Regions from separate parts of the Homo sapiens genome. Here region 2 is linked to region 1. Evidence: chromatin loops called from intact Hi-C (ENCODE). Cell type or tissue: PC-3. All regions are shown on one strand. Each heading gives the region's core, and the rest is flanking DNA. Links, peaks and the distances in the headings are about the cores only.

Evidence for each region. Hi-C counts contacts between places; a loop is a spot of excess contacts. Peaks named below come from ENCODE experiments on the same cell type or tissue, not always from the same donor. Only the 100,000 strongest peaks of a DNase experiment are listed, where the experiment ranks them.
Region 2: it touches region 1 in a loop (11-fold over the local background); 3 of 110 quality-filtered maps call a loop at or near these places.

What each region holds. Positions count from the first base shown.
Region 1 is chr4:176,492,092-176,503,989 of GRCh38, reverse strand. All of the region lies in intron 2 of LOC124900817 (a long non-coding RNA gene), which reads right to left. Among named protein-coding and RNA genes, the nearest start is that of HAFML, 160 kb to the left of the region's middle. In PC-3, for the core only: no CTCF peak of the experiment used is centred there; DNase peaks (open chromatin) are centred at 4,299 and 4,959; H3K4me3 peaks cover 335 bases; H3K27ac peaks cover 2,977 bases.
Region 2 is chr4:176,438,031-176,449,928 of GRCh38, reverse strand. LOC124900817 (a long non-coding RNA gene) reads right to left here and starts at 6,842. Exons shown (of 4, transcript XR_007058376.1): 1 at 5,931-6,842. In PC-3, for the core only: no CTCF peak of the experiment used is centred there; DNase peaks (open chromatin) are centred at 4,968 and 6,578; H3K4me3 peaks cover 1,154 bases; H3K27ac peaks cover 3,720 bases.

The DNA.
Region 1 (11,898 bases), core at 1,701-9,700:
AATATAAGGTAGGCAAGAAGAGAAGTGAGAATATCAGAGTGGTGATGGATGATGAAAAGCTGGTAGAATCAATAGATTATTGATACTGATGACATCAAAGATCACTGGGGTGCAGGTACTTAAAGTAATTACCCAGAAACATATGAAGTGATGCAGGGATAGTAGGACCCTTAATAGGAAACTATAGCAAGAATGTAGCTAATCCTAACGCTAGAGGTGTAGTATGGGAATCAGTAGGTGGCAAATCAATCAATCAATCACTCGCAGAATTAATCAACTCATATTCATTTAACAGGTTTCAAATCATTGTAAAATTCAAACCTGATCATGCCATTATTGAAAATCCTTTAAACTCTACTTCTCCCAATCCCTGCACTAATGTTCAACATAAAATTCAACCACAAGAAAACAGCATGAACATCCTTTTATTATCTGCTTTGTTATTCTTTCTCCAGCATCAGAAATAACTTAATCACCCCCATACCCTTTGAGTATTAACTCTTAGCAAAGTGTATCTCAGAAGCTGCTTTCACTAAAACAAAAACCTGACAACCATACCCCGTTAAATTGGGGTTAGAAAGAAGATCTGAGTTTGAATATTTATATCTACCATTGCACTTATGTTGCAATTTCATTATTTAGTGGCTTCCCACAATGTGGAAACTCTTTGAAGATGTGTAATTATTAATCTGTAACCCCAGATCTCTTTGCAAAAAAAAAAAAAAGATTTACTATTTCTTTGTTTCTTCAAGAAAAATGGAGAAAATGAGAAATACAGACTCCACTATCGCTTTTGTATATATGTAATTGAATTATTACATGAATGATTACATAAATGAATTAATAAATGTGCCTTGTACCTGAGGCAGAAACCAAGCTAACAACTTAGTCTTGAGGCTCCAGTTAGAGACATAGATTATATGGTGAGGAGGTGTCTATGAAAGAAAAATAATCACAGTTGTAGGAAGAAAATAACTTATCAGTGAATCCTTTTTCTTAAGAACGTAGTAAATAACATGTTAGTAACCCAAGACCAGTGAATATAATTGAAAATTTATGGGTTAATTTCAAAAAAATTTTACACTTCAAGTTAAAGAAGAGCTAGAAGATGGTTTCAGGATGGAGATTCTGTACAAACGCCAGTCATCTCTGATAGCTGTGCCAACAACTGGATGATTTAACACTTCTGTTAATTTTTTCCTCAATCTTAAAATGGCTGTATTATCACCTCAGTTGTTTATATAAAAAAAGTCATTAATGCTTGACAAGTAGCTGGAAACAATGACGCTCAATTGTAGCTTTAGTTAAGTTCTGCTAAACAACTTTGGTTTCTATGTTCAGCTGTTTATTGGTATCTAGGTACTTATTTAATTAGCTACTTGTTTAATGAAGTCATTTATTACTGTCAAGATAGCCATAATCAAGAGTATAATACAAATAAAGTATTAAAAAGATTAAAATAGATTCATCAGCCAAATACAAGCTTCTATACAATAGAGACACATAATTGTTTCAGGTCTGGTACTGAGATTAGCCTGATTGACTTTCTGGCTTTGATTCAATAATCTATTATCTCATTTTGAAATGAAATAAGTCTGGTAACAAATAGTCATTGTATCATGTGTTATGCAGGCACAATCAAAGAAAGATATGTTCATTTACCTACCACATCACCTGGCAAAACAAAATACTGAAGCAAGATAGATTGTACTATTGTTTTTACTCATTAAGCTTCATTCTATACTAAGTGTCTGTGCATCCAGGTTTTAGGAAGTGCAGACTTTGTCTGAGAATGTTACTTAGATACAAGGTGATTTCCTTTACATTATGGCACACCCTAGAAAACCATGACGCTTTGGAAAATGCTTACCTATAAGTTGCAGGAGTAAAATTTACTCTTTTTTTTTTTTTTCAAAAATAAAGACAGATATACACTGAAAAGTTGCAGGAGTAAGATTTACTCTTTTTTTTTTTCAAAAAATAAAGATGGAAATACACTGAAATAAATTAAAATATTACAGTTTTTTTGTCTTTTACAAGACTCAAACTAATATAGCACACGAACAATCATGATGCCTGTATTTAAATAATGGATACTTTAGCAAATAATTTTAAAGTTAAAGCAAAGTTATTTCTATATCTCCGGCTTCCCATCACCTGCAAGATAAAGTCAGACCTCCTTCCTATGACATCGGTGCTTGTGTTTCTTTTCAACAACCCTTCTCAATATTTTTGCCCCTCTGGGCATGCAAAGCACTCCAAACCCTCCATCCCGTGTCAGGCATCTTCTACGACAGGACTGGCTTCTACTGCCCCCCACTCAGAATCTAAGTCAGTTTTTAAGAAGAAACTGCCTTTCCTAAGGAAGAAAAGCATATGAGTGGAAGCAGAAGTAATTAAGAAATAGAAGTACATGTGGAGAAATAATTCGCATACGCTTTAGTTGGAAACTAAATGGCAAAACTCAAAGGCGTTTAATTTGATTTTAGCAAATTTTATTTTATGTCATTTTCTTAATCAGAAAAATTTGATACCTGGATATATAGTGTTATAAAAATCAAATTATGTAGCATAACCTAAGGCTTGGTGAACTCAGAGCGACTATTTTTCACATATATAGAAAACTGTTGCCTTTTTATGTATTGCAAATGTAGGTAGACAATTAAGTGTTCACCCCATGTATAGTTAGATTAGTTTGCTAAATTTAGTGTAAAATAATGTCACTTATTTGGAGATGATTGGGTTTTCCTGGTGGTAATTTTCAGTAAACTGTTAGACCAAGGTATAAGTCTAACCAGATGATTGGATTGACAGTGTTGAATCTCAGGCTTTTATTTTCTGGTAATGGTCTTGGAAATGAAGAATATTCCACAAATTCTGTCAGGAAAATTTGTAGCAGATTGATACCTTTACATGGCATGTTTTTATAATCATAGTCTCACACAGCTGCTATAAAAGTGAGGCAGCTCACCGTTTTATGTCTTTCTAGCCCATTTAAGCCATTTTCAAAACTCAAGTAACTGAATTTCATTCAAAATATACAATGTGTTACCAGAAAATCTTATTTATTCAGATATATTGTTGTATGACAACTTAGTAGGTGAGGATAGGCAAGCCTATATTTTCCATAAAAACCATTGAACAAAATAGAAAAGTAATTGATTTTTATTTTTGACTTTTACATTTAAGATAATTTATTTCACAGTCATTTAAGTTTTCATTGATACTTACCAGCTGAGAAAGCTGCCCCAAAGTAAGTGCTGCAAAGTTTTGCTACAGAAGTACTTCAATTAAATCCAACTAGACTTTATGGAGCAACTGTTTTGTGCTGAGCCCAGCGCAGGATACTCTGGAACAATACTAGAAAAATCACAAGCCTGGCTCCCACCCTCAAAGATTTGTTATCTAATTGGAAAGGCAAAAACATATATATGTAGCTGGGCATGGTGGCTCACACCTATAATCTCAGCACTTTGGGAGGCCGAGGTGGGCGGATCACCCGAGATCAGGAGTTCAAGACCAGCCTGGCCAACCTGGTGGAACCCCGTCTCTACTAAAAATACAAAAATTAGCTGGGTGTGGTGGTGGGTGTCTGTAATCCCAGCTACTCGAGTGGCTGAGGCAGGAGAATCGCTTGAACCCGGACAGCAGAGGTTGCAGTGAGCCACGATAGCCCCAGTGCAGTCCAGCCTAGGCAAAAATGAAATAAATTAAAAAATATATGTATATGTATACATATATATATGTGTGTGTGTGTGTGTGTGTGTGTGTGTGTGATTATATTTTATATGTTTTATGTATTCGGCACCACGTATGCTGCTGTAACATAAATTCATGTAATGCTATGCTTCAATGGAGGGTAAATGGACAGGAATTAATTTAAACCTGGGGGAATTGTTAACCGAAGAAAAGAGAGTTATGATTATTAAAAATATAAACCATAAAATAAAGTGCTCTATTTTTCAAAATTATAAGAGATTAGTCAAAACCAAAATAAAACTAGTCAAGAAAATGGCATGGCAGCTCCAGAAATTAAGAACATGCCACCAAAATAAATTTGTATATGTCAGCACATGAGGGTAAAATTATGGGTGTAATAAAATCATGCATTACTGATCTTGAGATGGGTAAATCTGAAAAATATATACGATCTTAACTATTAGGAGAAAGAAAGTTTATTGTGGAAAACAAAACACGGAGGATTGCATCATTTTACTATGCTATGATTTGCACTCATAAAACATGCTGAAAAAATGTTGCTTCTCTTAAAAATCCCTTTGTTTCCACCCACTAAGTAAGAATGTCATATTTCAGTGACTTTATTTGATGAGTCAGAATGAGATGTCCTATAAATGATTGTTTTTAGAAAAAGAGGCAAAAGAACACCCAGAGATCCTAGTTGTTTGGAGAATTGAAAAGATGTTATAGAAGGGAAAGAAATATATGGCCAAATACAGACTTATTAAATCAGAAAATTCAGAGTTTTCAACTTAGACTCATGGGTATAATAATAATAATGTCTATTATTATTCTCATATATATGATTCTAATATTCTATTACATATTTACTATTTTTTCTATAATATACAATTTATAAGATTTATGTCAGGAAATAATTTTAATGAATAATGAATTAATACATTTAATCCTAAATATTATTATATTAACATTGTATATTAATCTAGTTAATCAGTAATATATTATTTTATCATTATGAATGTATACTATCTACACTGTAACTCTCTGAGATAAGTCTTACACTTACCCCATTTACAGTGAGGGAATGAAGCCTAGAAATGAGAAGCGAAGTGCCCAAGGTTACACAGCTGGTGAGTGGTGGAGCTGGGATTGGAATCCAGGCAATCTGGCTCCAGAAAATGTGCTTTTAACACGTGCAGTCTCTCTCTCTGCACAGCAAACAGTCTCTGATAAAATGATCATTCTCACCAGCTTGCATCATGAAGTCAATGATACTCATGCCCTTCCTCTTACCGGAACTGTGGGCCCAACCCCGTTTATCACCAATTGACATCTATTTATTTTTCATATCTCAGGTCAAGTTTCATGTCAGGCATTCCCCAAACCCTGGTCTAAGCCTCTTTCCTCTGTTATATTTTACATAGTCAATTATTTTTCCTCAGAACACAGATCAGCTCATAGTAAGTCATGTGATCATTTGAATAATGTCTGTCTTCAACTCCAGATTCCATGATCCACTTGTGTAGCTCCTACCAACATAACTGTTACATAGTAGGAATCCCAAAGTATTTGTTCAATAAATCAATGGAAGAATAAATAAATAATACATAGATTAAACAGAGTAACTGAGCATACTTAAGTCCACTCATTCTTTAAAGTTTTGTAACTTTTCCAGGATGCTCTCTGTGGTTTCCCCAGTTGGAATCGATCATGTGGTCTCTCCTGAGCCCTCATTGCCCTTGTACCTGTATTTCCATTGTTCTCAGAGTCTGCTTTCTAGGACCTTTAATTCATCCATGTCCACCTCCCTTACAATAATATAAACCTCTGGAAGTCATGAGTGATGTCTTACTTGCCTTTCCGTTTTCCACAATGTCTACCTGGTATATTGAACACCAAAAATACTGAGATTTTTACTGAACTGAATTAGATAAGACTGAATTAGCATTACATGGTACCCTTCCTGTTTAATCTATCCCTTTTGGAGCCCAGACTTGGAAAGAGCTATGCTGGAGTGCCTAGAAAGAACTTTGTGCTTTGTTATAGCCAATTCAAAACAATGAAGTTCTGAATGTGCTTTGCCTGCACATGCTGTTCTACCATGTCAAATGTCCCATTTAACAGGGAAAATCTCTAAGGAAAAAGTGTTCAGATATGCAGACTAAATGCACTGTCTTATGTCTCTAAAATACAAACCACATGCTTTTTATGTTCTAACAGACTCTGGACTCCATCAGCAACTTTCAATACAGTGAACTTACAGTACCCTCAGTTTTGGAATTTAAAATTCATTGTTGCTCATATGCATGTCTTGATCCATACTAGGATTTCTGCTTTCCCAGGAGCGATGAAGGGGTTTCATGATTAATCTACACCTTCTCACCTCATCCCTTTGTGGGTAAAAGCATCTGGGAGATAACCATTTAGTTGTGCCTGTAGCCTGTGGCCATGGAACAAAAGTACCATCTACTGTTCCGCTTGCAGGCAGAGGCCAAACCCACCCCCTGGGTCTCATTAGCACCCATGTCCTTAACAACTGGACCAACCCATCCACACTTAGTTTATTCTGCTATCCACACAAAATACCACGTTAGAACATAAGCTCCTTGAAATCCCAAAAGGAGGCTGGAAATGATTGGCAGACCCTAATTGAAAACTACAATTTGAAATTATGGAATTAAGATAGCAAATGGTATGCCACATGCTGTTAAAAGTAGTGTTTTCAAAAGATAACTTCTTTTTCATTTTAATATCTAATTGCATAACATCAAAAATGAAAGTGGCTTGGTCATTGAATGCCTACTATCCAAGGAGCCAAGGACCACAGCCTGCACTAAGTCCCTTGTTGTTTCAGAGCCTTTTGGATGGAATCCACTGGTGGATTCGTCCTCAAGTGCTATGACAGAGAGAATTTCATCCCATTCATTTCATTGCGATCTGTGATCCCATATTCTTTTTTTTTTTTTAGATTTTTATTTATTTTTCTTCTCTATTACATTTTTTTTTATTATTATACTTTAAGTTCTGGGAAACATGTGCAGAATGTGCAGGCATAGGTATACACATGCCATGGTGGTTTGCTGCACCCATCAACCTATCATCTACATTAAGTATTTCTCCTAATGCTATCCCTCCCCTAGCCCCGATCCCCTTACAGGCCCTGGTGTGTGATGTTCACCTCTCTGTGTCCATGTGTTCTCATTGTTCAACTCTCACTTATGAGTGACAACATGCAGTGTTTGGTTTTCTGTTCTTATGTTAGTTTGCTGAGAATGGTGGTTTCCAGTTTTATCCATGTCCCTGCAAAGGAAATAAACTCATCCTTTTTCAAGGCTACATAGTATTCCATGGTATATATGTGCCACATTTTCTTTATCCAGTCTGTCATTGATGTGCATTTGGGTTGGTTCCAAGTCTTTGCTATTGTGAACAGTGCTGCAATAAACGTATGTGTGCATATATGTCTTTACAGTAGAATGATTTCTAATCCTTTGGGTATATACCCAGAAATTAGATTGCTGGGTCAAATGGTATTTCTGCTTCTAGATCCTTGAGGAATCACCACACTGTCTTCCACAATGGTTAAATTAATTTATACTCCTACCAGCAGCACAAAAGTATTCCTATTTCTCCACATCCTCTCCAGCATCTGTTGTTTCTTGTCTTTTTAATGATTGCCCTTCTAACTGGAGTGAAATGGTATCTCATTGTGGTTTTGATTTGCATTTCTCTAATGACCAGTGATGATGACCGTTTTTTCATGTTTGTTGGCTGCATAAATGTCTTCTTTTGAGAAGTGTCTGTTCATATCCTTTGCCCACTTTTTGATGGGGTTGTTTGTTTTTTTCTTGTAAATTTGTTTCAGTTCCTTGTAGATTCTGGATATTAGCCCTTTGTCAGATGAGTAGATTGCAAAAATTTTCTCCCATTCTGTAGGTTGCCTGTTCACTCTAATGATAGTTTCTTTTGCTGTGCAGAAGCTCTTTAGTTTAATTAGATCCCATTTGTCAATTTTGGCTTTTGTTGCCATTGCTTTTGGTGTTTTAGACATGAAGTCCTTGCCCATGCCTATGTCCTGAATGGTAATGCCTAGGTTTTCTTCTAGGGTTTTTATGGTTTTAGGTCTAACGTTTAAGTCTTTAATCCATCTTGAGTTAATGTTTGTGTAAGGGGTAAGGAAGGGGTCCAGTTTCCGCTTTCTGCATATGGCTAGCCAGTTTTCCCAACATCATGTATTAAATAGATCCTTTCCTCATGGCTTGTTTTTGTCAGGTTTGTCAAAGATCAGATGGTTGTAGATGTGTGGCATTATTTCTGAGGCCTCTCTTCTGTTCCATTGGTCTATATATCTGTTTTGATACTAGTACCATGCTGTTTTGGTTACTGTAGCCTTCTAGTATAGTTTGAAGTTAGGTAGCGTAACGCCTCCAGCTTTGTTCTTTTTGCTTAGGATTATCTTGGCTATATGGGCTCTTTTTTGGTTCCATATGAAATTTAAAGTAGTCTTTTTCTAATTCTGTGAAGAAAGTCAATGGTAGCTTGGTGGGGAGAGCATTGAATCTATAAATTACTTTGGGCAGTATGGCCATTTTCACAATATTGATTCTTCCTATCCATGAGCGTGAGTGTTTTCCCATTTTTTTGTGTCCTCTCTTATTTCCTTGAGCAGTTGTTTGTAGTTCTCTTTGAAAAGGTCCTTCACATCCCTTGTAAGTTGTCTTCCTAGGTATATTATTCTCTTTGTAGTGATATGTGTATTGCCTCAACGGTGGTGATGGCATCATGAGTTTGGCACATGTTCAAACTCATTAGATGTATGCACTAAATATGTCTAGTTCTGTGTATTTCAATTATACTTCAATAAAGCAACTAAAATTAAAAATAAATTAAAATTATTAATGGCATCAGTTTTCTTGAACAAGGTTTATCTTTAGGCTTAAAAGTTTTTAGATTTCAGTGTTACTAGGATTCAGATAAACTGGATACAATTTTCTGATACTGCTTGTAGGAGCAAAAAATGTGTGGCAAATACATCTTCTTTTAAAATTTAAAAGTGCTCATAGTATTTGAATAATTTTACTTTCCATTAGCTATATTTATATTAGTTGCAATGTAGCATTGCCTTTAGTGAGTCCTGGTTGGCAAACAAAAGATATTCAAGTTACATTTTTAAATTCTCACCAACGATGTACAAGGGTCTCAATCTCTAGCAGATACCCAGTGGGAGAACAGGGCTTAGAACTCAGATTTTTCTCATTCCTGGACTCCCTATTAAAACTGTGCTACTTTTTGTAACATGTTTACATAAGTAACTGCCTAGTAAATAAAAATCAAGTGAACTTCTGAGCATTTACTAATAATATAGAAAGATATATTGTTTTCAGCCGGCTTTATAGTTGAGCAAAAACAAAATTCCACGAGGCACTAAACCTATCACCTTATTCCTGTGGGCAGCATTCCTAACTCTCTTTGCAAAAGGAAACACCAGACAGGCCTCCATTTTTCCCCTCTTTTCTTTTCCTTATGGAAGTTGTAAAACAATAAAGATAGAGCAAAGAGTTTTGATAAAAGAAAAACTTCAGCTGAATTAAATTTAAAGGCGTCTAATTGAGCAATGAACTATTTGTAGATGGGTCAGCCCCCAGAATCACAGCAGATTCAGAGAGACTCCAGTGCAGCGACATGGTGGAAGAAGATTTATGGACAGCAAAAGGAAAATGAGGTACAGAAACAGCTGGATTGGTTACAGCTCAGCATTTGCCTTATTTGAACGTGTTTCTAAGGGTTGGCTACATTTGATTGGCCAAAACTCAGTGACTGGCACAGGTGTAGGCTACAGTGGGTTACATCTCCACTTGTTATAGTTCACCATGTACAGAATAAACTTTAGGTCGAACTTAAACACGTAAGGAGGCAGCTTTAGGCTAAACTTGATTTAACAAATTTGTAGGACAATTTGGTAATTTAGGAAATCCTCCTTAAGGATTATGTTCTGCTTTCTGGTTCTCCTCTCTTCTTTCTTCAATGGTTCTAAGGCACACCTAACTTTTCCTCTTTTTTTGGTAATACTCATGAAATAAGCAAACAAAAAAACAAAGAAAAAAGATGTAAAGGAGGAGAGGGAAATAGAATATAATACACAAATATTTCTGTGCTCATTTTCTTTTTTAATCAAGTGTAAGCACAAGAGGTAGTCTGTGTTTTCACCATATTAGCACAACTTGTTCAAAGTGAAAATTTCAGTCACATAATTCACATAACACACACAAGTGGTCTGGTTGGTTTTTGTTTTGTGCTTTTTGTTTCTTTGTTTCTTTGTTTGTTTTGAGACAAAGTTTTACTCTGTCACCCAGGCTAGAGTGCAGTGGCGCGATCTCAGCTCATTGCAATCTCCATCTCCCAGGCTCAAGCAATTGCTCGTCCTCCCCAGTAGCTGAGACTACAGGTGTGCACCACCATGCCTGGCTAGTTTTGGTATTTTTTGTAGAGATGGTGTTTTGCCATGTTATTTTTAATCTAACTAACCAGTGGATTTTCCTGTGTTCCCCATGTATTTTTCTACAGGGATACATAATAAGCTGTCACTATTAATAATTTACAATGTTGAATTACTTTTTTCATTATGTTACTTTTCCTGGAGTTCACTTTATCTTTACTTGGCTACATATTTTTTTCTCTCTTTCTGTTTTAAATTCCTCACCACAAATATAACCCTACTTATAACAATAGGTAGAGTTTATTCTATTTGACAAATTTCACCATGGTCGAATCAGGCAAAACTATTTTTGTTTATTTATAAATATGTCAATAATTGATGTTGGTCTGATTCATTTTGAAAAAAAATCATATTACTATAAAAAATTGTTATGTGTTATCACTTTGGCATAAAACTCACCCAATTGGGAAATTGCTTATGATGTCATAGATTCTTTAATCTATTAATTCAGCAAGAACAATTCCTACTTGTTACGCATCCAACATTTGAACATACTTCTTTTTGAGTCTTGAGAAAGATAAAAGTAATCAAACTTCTTTGAGTTTAAAAAAAAAGGAAAGCCATGTCAGTACATTTAGATAGTGAAAGCAATTAGTCACAAATTGTCACTCTGCAGTGGAGCAGGAAGGTGAAACTGAAAACAGCCTTTATAAACACTCTATGGACACATTGCTGAGAACTTTTCAAGCTTTGCTGGTCACGTTGCTATTTAAAGTAAATCTGCCCTTAACATTGACTCAAACATCTAAAAAAAAAGGGGGGGGGGACAATTCTTCATAACATTAAATCATCCTGATTTTTAAAACAAAAGTTGCCATTGTAATTTCTCCTTAAGCAACGGAGTAGAGATAACACTGAAAATCTTTTCCAAAGAAATGAGATTTCCTCTTATTGTGAGGATGAAACACTCCCTCTTAGTCACAGTGAGTGGAGGAAAAAAATCAGTCATTTGATTGTTTCTTGGTTTTAGGTGTGCCTTCTAAATTGGATGACATTCACAGACACTCAGGATGCAAGACAAGGACTTTCCCTAAACAGTTCATAAATACTAAGCTAATGTAGATCTCAGAACTCACATTGGGTCCTAGTGAGTTAAAAGATTTATGGACATAAACTACACCCACAGTCAGAATCAATGCTTCCAGTTCATTACAAATTCACTCCCAAAATGAAACATAGTTCTGGATACATGTGTTGGGAGAATCAACCCGCATACCTGAGTGTTCTCCAAATTACTTTCTGTTACTTTCCGCAGAGAATACAATTCCTTATTAAAGAAGACATTTAGAAACTGCTAAGACACCTCCCTATTTTATTACAACTCAACAGTAACTGTATCAATTTTTCAGAACTTAGAGCATAATTTTTTGCACAAGATGACTTTTATCACAGATATTATCTAACACTGCTTGTGTTTGGTGATAATAAAAAGTAGACTCAAAAAAAAAGATTTATGGTAAGGAGTAATAAGATTTAAAGTGGCTCCTGATTGTTCATAAGAGAAATGAGCTAATACAACTAGTCCCAAATGACCAACCTGAATTTTAGTATTCTAAGGAAGTAAGCTAAGTGACAGTATCAGTAAACTAGCATTTTAGTTTTAAAATAAGGTACTAGGTATCTTTGAAGTAGAAAGGGAATTTCTTTCACAATACAAATAAGTGCTCTAATGGCAGTGGAGAAATATCTCAATTTTAAAGAAT
Region 2 (11,898 bases), core at 2,135-10,134, 54 kb after region 1:
TCTCCTAAAGCAATGAAACTGGGGAAAAATACAGTGCATTACATATGGGAATAAGTTGTGCAGGTAATATGTGCGGCTGGATGGGATCGTGTCATAAAATAAATCATCACATAAAATCTTTACATTTTGTGTCTATTTTCCATGTCATTATTTGCAAATTATCTATGCTAATTACTTGGGGGTACAGAAAGACCCTGTGAAAGGGCTGAGGGGACACAGCCTAGGAATGTAAGCCATGTAAGCTAGAAGGAAGAACAACTAATAAGGAAAAAATAACAGAGAGCCCCTCAAATGGCAAAATAAAGAAAGATACTTTGTCAAAAGAGAGCAATTACCAGGCAGTTCAGAGAAGTATAGAACTTAGTTTTTAATTGTCTTATTTGTATCTGTTGTAAAGGCCTTTCTAGTTTCCTTTTGGATAATAAAGATAATATTAGATTGACTTTTCTCTGTATTTGTATTTGAAATTTAATTGTAGCTAATTTTCAGATGATGCTTTGATCAGGAAGTAATAGAAGTGCCTTTGTATTCAGTTTTCTGTGAAGTCTCAACTCAAAACCTTCAAAAATGAAAAGTAGACAGAAAAAAATCTAAATTCTCAAGCCTTAAAAGTATTAAATGACAATAAATAAAGGAAAGAATAAGCAAACATCAGTTTGGAAAAAGTCATTTAATTGACAAGAAGCGTTGTTATAGATGGAGCGGTAGTGGCACAGGGCGTTTCTTGGGTCTTATTTGGGCAAATATATGCAATTAGGAAATGAACAAATAACCAAATTGTTCTTAGAAAAGGTTTAAGCAGTCTTTCATCTTAGTAAACCCACAGTTTGAAAACATCTATGTGTATCTTTTTAAAGTCTTGGTTCCTTTTTCTTTAGTTCTTTTCTTTTCTTTTCTTTGGAGACAGCTCTCACTCTTCACGCCTGTCACCAGGCTGGAATGCAGTGGCGCAGTCATGGCTCACTACAGTCTCAACTTCCCCAGGCTCAGGTGATCCTCCCACTTCAGCCTCTCAAGTACCTGAGACTACAGGCATGGGTCACTACACCCAGCTAATTTTTTAAATTTTTTGTAGATACAGGGTTTCGCATGTTGCCCAGGCTGGTCTTGATCTCCTGGGCTCAAGTGATTCACCTGCCTTGGCCTCCCAAAATGTTAGGATTATAGGTGAAAGCCACTGCACCCAACAGTCTTAGCTCATTTTTCTATTTAAGCCATAAAAACACTTCAAGCAAAATAATAAAAAAAATATAAAGTCCTGGGGGAAACGTTACACATTAAAGATAGAAATATATTGATCTAGATTATTGTAAGCATGTGGGTATATAAATACTGATTTTACTTTTGGAAATCTCTGATTCTTTTCACCCCCAGTAAAGCAAGATTTTAGTAAATATGTTTTTAAATCTATTTTTCCAAATGAAAGTTATGATACCTCTTTTTCTAAGACCCTGTGTGTCATTTATTAATATAAAACTTATTGGTTTTTGGTTGCACTCTCAATCTTGACTCTTCAGCATCATTAATTTATTAAGAATGAACATAACCATGTTACTGGCTGTCATTATAATTTTAGAGAAAATTATAAAATGTTAGCCTGGCTAGATGGCAATACACTCATAATTTAACAGCAAAGTCTAAAAATTTGTGTCAATAATACAATACATTGTAAATTAGCTAATACAACTTTATAGTAACCAATTTTTATGAAAATCTTTAAGTTAAAAAATTAAAAATAGCGATATTAAAATGCCTTCAGCCTTAAAAAGTTAAGAACAACAAAATCTTGTCAGAAATGCCAAATTTATATTTCAGAGTACAATAATATACACACAACACATATAAGTGGAAAATTTGACATTGATTATTTAAATGTAATTATCTGTAAATAATTTGAATCTTTATCTTGGAGCTTATGTTCTATATATAATTCTATTATCTGCCACAATTTATTCTTAATTAGTTGGCTTTATAACATTGAATTACATAGTTTATTTTTTTCTATACCAGTTCTGTTTTTCTTCTTATTGATACAGTAATTAAAAAACAAACCAGCAAATATATTTAGTCCAGGTATAGTAATATGAGTTAACTTCTCCAGAGTGGTTCCCATGTACCAAGCACTTTGCTACACGCTTTATATTCCTTATCTCATTTAAACCTCACAGCACAACTATAACTAGGCACTGTTAAGTAACATTTTGCAAATATGCAAACTGAGGTAATAGGTTAAATAATTTTCCCAATGTCTCAAGGCTAATAAATGGCAGCATAAAGACATTAATCCAATTTTGATTATACTCACCACTTTCAGACAGTATTTTTCAATGTTTTTAGAACCTTCTTGTATTTTTTATTTTGTTAATATGGGTTTATTGCTTTTTGATGAAGTTTCTATAAATCTGATTTAGACTAAACTAAATATGAAAGTTGTTTTCTAGTCAATTAAGATCAAAAGGCAGCAAGGAGAATTTTTAAAGAGGTATTAAGTATTTAGGAGCTGAAATTAGAAGAAACGTAAGTGTATAACACGTGGGCAGAGAGTGAACTAAATGACAATGAAGGAAACAAGAGCTTTAAGCTTCTCAGACAAGTTATGTACTGCCTCATGTTACTCGAATCCAGCAAAATGCTTATAACAACCCTCACTGAGGGAACTCTATGACAGTTTGCCCTAAGAAAATAGATACAAAAAACACAAACATAATGTCAGCCAATAGAAAGTAATAAAATATTTTTAATCATAATAGCAAAAGAGGAGAATGTATTCGAGGAATAAAAAGATAATTCAATACACTAACCTAATTTTGAAAATAGTAACAAAATCAAAAGAAAAAACTCTAGAAGATCATCTTCACAGATTTCACAGAATAAGCCACTGAGAAAATGTAATATTTTCTCATAAAAACTATTAGTAAACAAATTTTAAAAATTTCTGAACATGATTTTTAAAATCTGTCTCAAAGCAGCAGAACTATTTTTCTTAAAAATAGAATCCAAGGAATGATGCCATTGAAGTATGAAAAAGACAAGGACCATCACTATACTCACTCTTACCTTAAATTACTCACAATATGCTGGCCAATGCAGAATCAGGAAAAATAAAGGTCACATAAATATTTGAAAGAAGGTGATAAAAAGTATCATCATGTGCGTATTATATTATGTGCTGCCAGGAAAACTCAAGAGAACCCATTGAAAAACTTTCATAAATAACTAAAGAGATTAGCGACCAACAAAAAATTGCATAGAAGTGAATTTTTTATGCTAATTTATTTAAAAATTGTTCTAAAAATTTAATGGCAAATAGTCCTGATAAAAGTAGTGCCTTAGTTCAATCGAGCTTGTATAACAACATGCCTTAGACTGAGTAATATATAAACAACAGCAATCTATTGCTCGCAGTTCTGGTGGCTGGGAAGTCCAAGATCAAGGTGTCAGCAGATGTATTGTCTGATGACAATACGTCTTTTTTGTAGTGACAGGGTTTTCCTGTGTTACCCAGGCTGGTCTCAAACTCCTGGGCTCAAGTGATCCACCCACCTCGGCCTCCGAAAGTGCCGGGATTCAGGTATGTTGTGAGCCATCATGGCCAGCAGTCTTAGTTCATTTTTCTGTCTAAGGTGTCAAAAGTACTTCAAGGAAAAGAATAATTAAAAACATAAAGTCCTAGAGGAAAAGTTACACCATGTTTTCTCACATATCAGAAGAGAAAAACAAGCTCCCTCAGTCCTCTTTTGTAAGAACACTAATCCCATTCATGAAGGTTCTGCCCTCATGACCTAGTACCCTCCCAAAGACCCCCCCACCTCTTAATACCAACATTGGAGATTAGATTTCAACATGAATTTTGGAGGGACACAAGCATTCAGACCATAGCAAGTAGCAACAAGAGACGAAATACGTAAGTAGAAATGTGTAGGACTTAGATGAAGAAAATTAACTTTATGGAGGGATGAAAAATGCATTGAGTAAATAGAAAGACCATGTTTATAAAAAGACAGATCATGTTTATATGTGAAAATATTCAACAGTATAAAAAGGTATGATTCTAGAATTGTAATGCAGTATATCAACTATTAACCTGAGGGTTTTCTGGTATTTTCGTTTGTTTTTGTTTCCTTTCTTTTTTATGCCAATTAAAAACACTTGATAATTCTTTGTGGAAGAAATAATTGGACATACATTTATGTGAACTGCTATACAAGATACTGAGAATAAAATAATAAATAGAAAACATACAGTCCCAGCTCGTGGAGTTTTTCTTTATGGTGTGAGAGAGAAAAATTTAAAAGTACACCAAAAACTTACAGAATGTAATGCATAATGAGATTTCTATTCTAATAGGCCAAACCTAATTAGATAATTAAGGTCTCTCCGGGAAGTAATCCTTAAGCTATAACAAAGACATTTTAAAGATAGATGCCTACATCTGAAAGACTGAAAATCTGCATAACATGAGTGATGAAGGGGATTGATAATGTTTTCCTCTTTAGTCTACATGTATTATTTAAAATTTCTATAATAAAGATATAAATTTCTAAGAAAATAACACATTAAATTAGTTTTTAAAGCAACTTGAAATTAAGGACCATAGCTTTAACATTGGTGAATTTTTCTAGAATGCCCTATATGTATTTAAGCCCTGGGCTTAATCATCTGTGCATTTCTCCAGTGTGAAAAATGTATTCAGTCAGTGAATGAATATAGATAAAGACAATTGAAACATATTTTCTCATAGTCTATGATTAATGTTCCTTTGTTCTTTATTCACAAACATATCCAGAGTACTTTGAGTAAAGAAATAGCTACAATCTTTATTTCAGCAATTTATATAATCATGTTTTATTTATATATAAATGGGATGAAAAATGCAGAACATTACTACTTATCTGACTTTTACAAAATATTCTATATAACTGCTTGACGTTAGTCCAAAAGTAGTCTCTGATTCAGTCTGCCAGCAGAAGAAATGAGTCAGATTGCTCTCATAATTATAGATAGCTTTTTAAATAAATGTCTGCTGGATAGCATTCCTACTTACGAAGCCACAAACATGCATAGAAAACCTTTTGAATTCATTTCTCTAAAATTTCAGGAAGATATGGTCAGTGGAATAAACCTTTCACAAATTCGAATACATTAAAAATGAGTATTTATTTCTAATTTTTTGACCAATATGCCCATTTGTCTATTTTTTTCCTTTTAAAATACGGAGAATTGAACATATTTCCATGCAAGAAATGAAGATAATTTTAATAAGACTTTTGATACTTAAATATACTTCATACTTTAAAGCTTTACAATGAGTAATCTTAAAATCAGTGTAACTATCAATAGATTTTTTTACAATTTACTTAATACACAAAAACATCCTAAATCTGAAAAATATACTTTTGTAAATATTGTATTCTAATGCCTTTCAAAAGGTGTAGTTAAGTGATCATTTTTACAGATGGTGAATTATTTAGATTTTCATATTATATTAACTCTTCAAATATAATCTCCCATTAAATAGCACATAATGCTTCTAAATGAATTTGGTGGGTAAAATCCATGAGACACTACAGATCAAATGAATTTCAGCATTAGAAATGCACAAGCCCATCAAAGTTCTACTTCAAGGACTGTTCTTAAGAGCAATAATTGGCAAGTGGTATGAAAGTCAATTAGAAGCTTCATGAGCAACTAGGAGCCAAAGCCTTGTGGTTTTGGCTCAGATATCTCCCAATGGAATGTCCATTCCAATCCATCATGAGCAGGATTCAGTTTGTTTTACCTGACACTTGTATACTTCATCAAGGGAAGTGCTAATGAGCAAGCAATCGCTTTTATTTCAAAATATAATGCTTATAAAGGGTCAGTCACTGGTAGCTCTTCCAAATGATCTCCAGTACACGAAAAGAGAAGCCAGAATAAGCAATACAAACCTGTTGCCCCTCCAGTGACCTCTATCTTGAGTTAGAGTTACTTCCTGATGTAGATGTTGGAGATGGCTCAGTTTGTATGTGACTTTAATCCAAACCAGCTCCCTAAAATGAGGTGAAAAAAATGACGCTTTAGATCCCAAAGAACCAAAGGAGGGGTAAGATAGAATGTGTGCTGCTGCTCAATGTGACTCACTAGTACCTTGTGTGGAATTTTAGTTTTCCTCTCTTGTATATCATGGGCTCACCTTCTGATAGTGAAGTAGAGGAAAAGACTACATGCCCTTTATATCCAGAGTCAAATATCTTCCATTCACACTGGCAGTAAGAAAGCTGAACAAGGAGCAACTATTTTAGTGGACAAAAGAATTTTATATATGAAAAATTTACTGCCAGCAGTTATCCCTTAAGGTCTGGAACAAAATGTGTCTTTAAAAATCTTGGTGCCAAATGGGATAGAAGGAAACAGCTGGCAAAATGAGATCATGAGCATACAAGAACTTGCTTGGGGTGTGTTATTAAATTTAGTGATACCTTGGTTTTCATCTATGATATAGATGCCAGCTAGCCTATCTTAGCCAGTGTCCAAATAAATAGATTCTCTGACGGTCCTGGCATACAACTTGTACCTCATCTGCCTAAGCTTTCCAGAACACTGGGAAATTCGACACTAAGCCTTCAACCACAAAGATTCATAGAGGGTGTGAACATAACAGTCATGTCATAGGTATTTGTTCAGTAAACTTGGACCGAAGTTTATCCCCATTCTATTTTTCATTTCCTCAAAGATCTGATGCAAAAAAAATGGGGATAGGAAAAAATCTCTAGCGGCATTCATTTGAATCATCAAAAATGCTAAGATAATGGAGAAAAATAGAAAAATTCTAAACCTATCTCAGTCTTTTTTTTAGAAAAAGAAAGGTTTATCACAGTTATTTTATTAAGTGAAATATTTTCAAAAGCTATATTCTGAAAGAAGTCACAATTTCTCTTCCTATCCTACATGATAGAAGACTAGCTGTATAGGATAATGAAGAAGTAAATGCTTTGCAAGTATTGTAAAGAAGACTTGTAAGCCTGAGAGAAGGTTTCAAAGCAAGAGATGAGTGCTTTCAAAAAATAGCCAGTGAATCCATTTTGATAAAGGAAGGATAGACAAATGTGGACAAGAGTAGTAAAACAGTACAGAGAGCTTGAGGAAAATTTAGAAAGAATGAGAAGATCTTTAGTAAGTACTATAATAGAAAGTATTAGAGGTTTGTGGAATTTGAGCATTCTCTTAAAAACAACTGAGGAATCGAACTAGATGAATCTGCATTGATCCCTTTCTGTATGCCAGCTGCTCTGCTAGTGTCCATCCCCATGAGGTGTGGATTACTTATTAACCCACACTGTGAGATGTGGATTTAATTTTCACAACCTCACCGTGATATACGAATTTGTAACCCATTTTACATGTGAGCAGATCAATATTCAGAGTCAGTATCTTGCCAAAAATCATTGTTATTAAAGATTAGATTGATAACCATGTCAGTAATGGCCAAACAAAGCAGTATGGATCCAGAAGAAAGGAAGGTTAAGAAAAATGTGAAGGAGTAGAAGCAGCACCAAAATTTGAATTAAATTAAGGCACTGGGCTCCAATTCAAGTCATGCTGAATTCCCTTCCTTCTCAAGAAAGCACTGTGCTTTCTGGCTTCCGGACTCTCCCTCAGGATTGCTCACCTTGCCTGGAAAACCTGCACCTTGCCACTTTCTCCCATGCAGTTGTCTTTGCCTACTAACTCATACTCACCACTTTCTTCAGAAGGCCTAGGCCAGCGCCCTGAGTAACGTGGAGCTCCCTTAGGCTCCCCCAGCACTCTCTCTATGCTTGTCTCAATCGCCACACTCACGACTCCATGGCTTCATGTCTCCTATGTGTCTATTTATCCCTCTGGGCCATGAGCTTCTTGAGATCAAGAATTGTCTTTTTCACTTTTTTAACTGTGAAGCTTAATGGGGCACCTGGGACATTTCCTCCATGGTTTCCTGGTAACACGATGGCTTTGCCCTTTGAAGGGGAATGGAAAAATATGAAGAAACCAACAGTTCAGGCAAGTTATATTGGGGGCTTGATGACACGGTGAGGTAAGTGAAGAAGTTTTTGAAAGACTGACTGACTGTGCCTCTTAGATCTTATTCATTTGGAAGGGACTTTCCATTACACTTGAAATGAAATCCAAGTTTCTTACCTCCCCTATCTAGCCCTATGTGATCTAGCCCCTGCCTGTCTCTCCAGCCTTATCTACTATTTCTCTTCCTCTCATTATCTGTCTTCCAATCCCAGTGGCCTCCTGGCTATTTCTGGGACATACCAAACTTTTTCCTACCTCAGGCCTTTATAGGGCTGTCTTCATTTTAACATTTAGGTTACTGTGTCTCTCAGGAGGAATCCAACAATGACAACAAGTGAAGCGTCTCCTGCCCACCTTCAAGCATTTTCCTGCTCTTTCAATGTCTATTAGTCTCTAAATTTACACCGCTGTTTGTGTGATGATTTACTTTCTTTCATCTCAGTATTGGAATTTTAAGCACTGTGAGGGGAGGTTATGGTCTTTTTACTTTGGAATCCCCAGTATCTGGCACATAGTACATGCTCAATAAATATTCCTGAATAAGTGAATACATTGATCAACCACCCTGTGCTTTTGCTATGCATTATCAGTGGGAACGGATAAACATGAAAATAATAGCTAATATAATAGTTAATATATATTAATTTGCTGTATTCTTAGCACTTTCCTAAGTGTTTCATATGTACTAATATATTTAGTCTTCAGAAAAACCTATCATTATACCAATTTTACACTTAAAAAACTAAGGCACAGATAATCTATGTTGTATAATATGCCATACAGTGTAATACAGATAAAATATAATGTGAAGATACATAAATAACAGCCTTTGGTTTTCTAGTTTGTCATCTAGCATATGATGTCATTTCTGAAATTAATTCCCTTTTACTTCCTTTTAGCCTCTCATCTTGTAGGAAATTCTTACTCTTCCTTCTGGATTTAGTGTACATCTTGCAACCACTGAGTAGTTCATGTAAAGTGTCACCTACAATATTAGATGTGCAACCTCGTTGCCCCCACAGAGCTTTCTACATAATTGTGTTAAAGCTCATAGCACATTTAAATTAAAAATGTGTATTTACTTGGCTGTCTCTCTGATTAGACAGAGCTCTTTGAAGGGAGGAATATTGTCTTTCTGCTTCCACTATCATTAATGCCTATCACAGCATCTAATATAGAGTAGATTCTCAGAAACTGTTTATTAAATTAATTGCTACCATTGTTCATATGCTGAGAAATTTTTTAAATTGCTTGTTCCTCCGAGCTTAAGAATCCAAGTTTTTACCAGTTAAATAGGTTTTTTAAATAATTCATCTTGAAATAAATATAGCTTGGTAAAATAATCAGATTAATTCAGACACGTTTCATATATTAATCATGTCAGAAACAAGTGTCCTGCAAACCGTCTATTGGCCTTAGAAATGTACATAAACTCAACTTGTCCTTAGCCATGTTATGAAGACATACCAATTGGGTTTTGGATTCCCTTCACATATAAGCAGTAGCTCACTTGCCTACAACTTAGGTCACTCTGTAATATTCACTTAGTTCATTCTAGATAAGAAAACCTCTAGCAGTTCAGCGTTGGGATTTAATTAAGCAGATAATCTAAAACATTGGATGTTTTATTCAATCTTAACTGAATAATCCAAACCTCTGGAGTCTACTATATATATTGGGCTCAAAACTTAGCAGGAGAGGTATTCTCATAATATTTTTCAACACAATTTCTTTCTGCCTTTAGCCAAAAATAATGTGAAAGAGATCTGTTGACAAATTAAGGTCCAAGCTTGGAGATTTAAAAAAAAAAAAGACAAAGGGGAAAAATAGAAGTCTGAAATTTTAAAAAGTTCCAATTCGGGCTCACAGTTAAAACAACACAACAATAAAACCACAACAAAAGTGGTAAACACATTGGATAGTCATGCTTTATTTTAGTATACTATGGTGTGGTTCCCATTCAAATATGAACAGAGCTCGTTCAGTTTTCCCTGCCTCTGGCAAATTCACCTCAACTAAAAGGACTCAGAGATGATGAGAAGATAAGAGTTCCAAGGAGGGCAGCCTATCATAAGAAACACAATAACAGGAAATAGGTGGTGGTCACAGGCATTAAAATGTGCCTTAAGTGTGAACTTAGGGAAAAAAAGTGCAAACAAAGCAATGACTGAAGCCAAGAAGCAGAACAGTGCTTTTGCTATGGAAGAAAGCTTCGCCTGCATCTTAGAATAGGTTGATTTTTCACTGTCAGGCAACTTTAATTGAATCCATGCTCTAGGAGAAGCGCCCCTCCGCCCCCCAAAAAATGTAAGGTACCACCTGGGCTTGAATTTAGAACAAGTTTGCCCACCTGAAGATAATTTAACACTTCCAGAAGCATTTCAAATATTTAATTTATTAATACAGGAGGTTTTTTCTGTTTTTTATTTTCTTCTAGTATTCTTCTGAGGAAAAGCACAATGTAATTATCTTAATTAACTACATTTGATGTAATCAAATACTTGTTTGAAGTGGACCAGAATTCCAGGATGCTTGTGAGATCCAGCTCCAGCTGCACTATTTAGGTACATAATTCCAGGTAAATGAGAGGACAAATAAAAACACAATACATATAGCCTCTATGAGAAAAGAAAAAAGCATGCCAATCTAGAGTCAACCTCTTAAAAGAGTCATTTTCAGAGATTACGGTATTTATTAGCCTTCACATGCTGCAACGTAAAATCCATTTGGAGAAAATCTTTTCCATTTCCATTTATTTTTTTCAACTAAATTGATATCATCTACCATAATCATCTACCTTATTCATTGGGCTATTTCTGTCCTTTGGGCAGCCCCCTAAATTTAAAGTTCACCCTCAAAGGCAAACTTCTATCACCACAGAACATATTCAAGACTCAAAGTAATTTTTAAAATGCAGCTCAAAAATCACCTGAGTAGAACAAAATGCATAATATTCCAAGGCAGAGGAGAGTAAAATAACTCTAGAATGTTGCTAGTGAGTGTTTTTATTTTAATTTTTCTTAGTCCTCCATATTCACTTTATAATTGTAATGTGGTGTTTATCCCCTCCATTTCTAAATAATTTATTTTCCAGAGTTCCTGAAAATATTTCAAAATGAAACCGAATACAGTTACAAAATGTGCATCTGCACAACTCACGGGCCCATTTGTGAAATATGGTGCTCATTACTGATAGTGGAACTGGTGGGGAATTTGAAACCCATTTAGAAATGTTAGGAATTATCTCAGGAGGAGTAAGAACCTTATTTGGACTGAAGCTGTCTGCAAAAATATGAAAAGAAAGACTCAAAGGCTAGGCTGCTATTTGTGCATCTTAATGTGCTCCAGTCACAGCACAGTTGGGTGGAGATGGCTCATTCTCTTCTCACTGAGGGGAACAAGCAAAAGTTAATTGAGAACAGTGCAGAAATGTTCTACCAGCTGCCTGCCTTTCTTTTCCAGGAGGAGCAGAGAAGGTTAAAAAACCTATTTATGGTTGAAGATTCCTTCCCATTCACACTGTACTACAGTTATGGATCCCACAGAAGGGTCGACTGCCATCTTATTTTGAATCCTAGGAGAGTTGGATACAAGAATGAAAGACAAAGACCTATTCCATTGAAGACAGTGAGAAATTTCGGAGATATGGTGCTGCATGGAGCTACTTTCCAAATGTTCAGATCCCTTATTTAAGCAACAGTTAACAAACTAGAGTTTGGGAACTGCTTGAGAGTTCAGGCTGCCATCATGCCAAACCCATGGAAACTGGATATGTTTCTGTGGTGACTTTAATCTGGACCACACATAGGAACAGGTTAAGCCAGATTATATTGGCCATCTGTCCAAGTCACACTA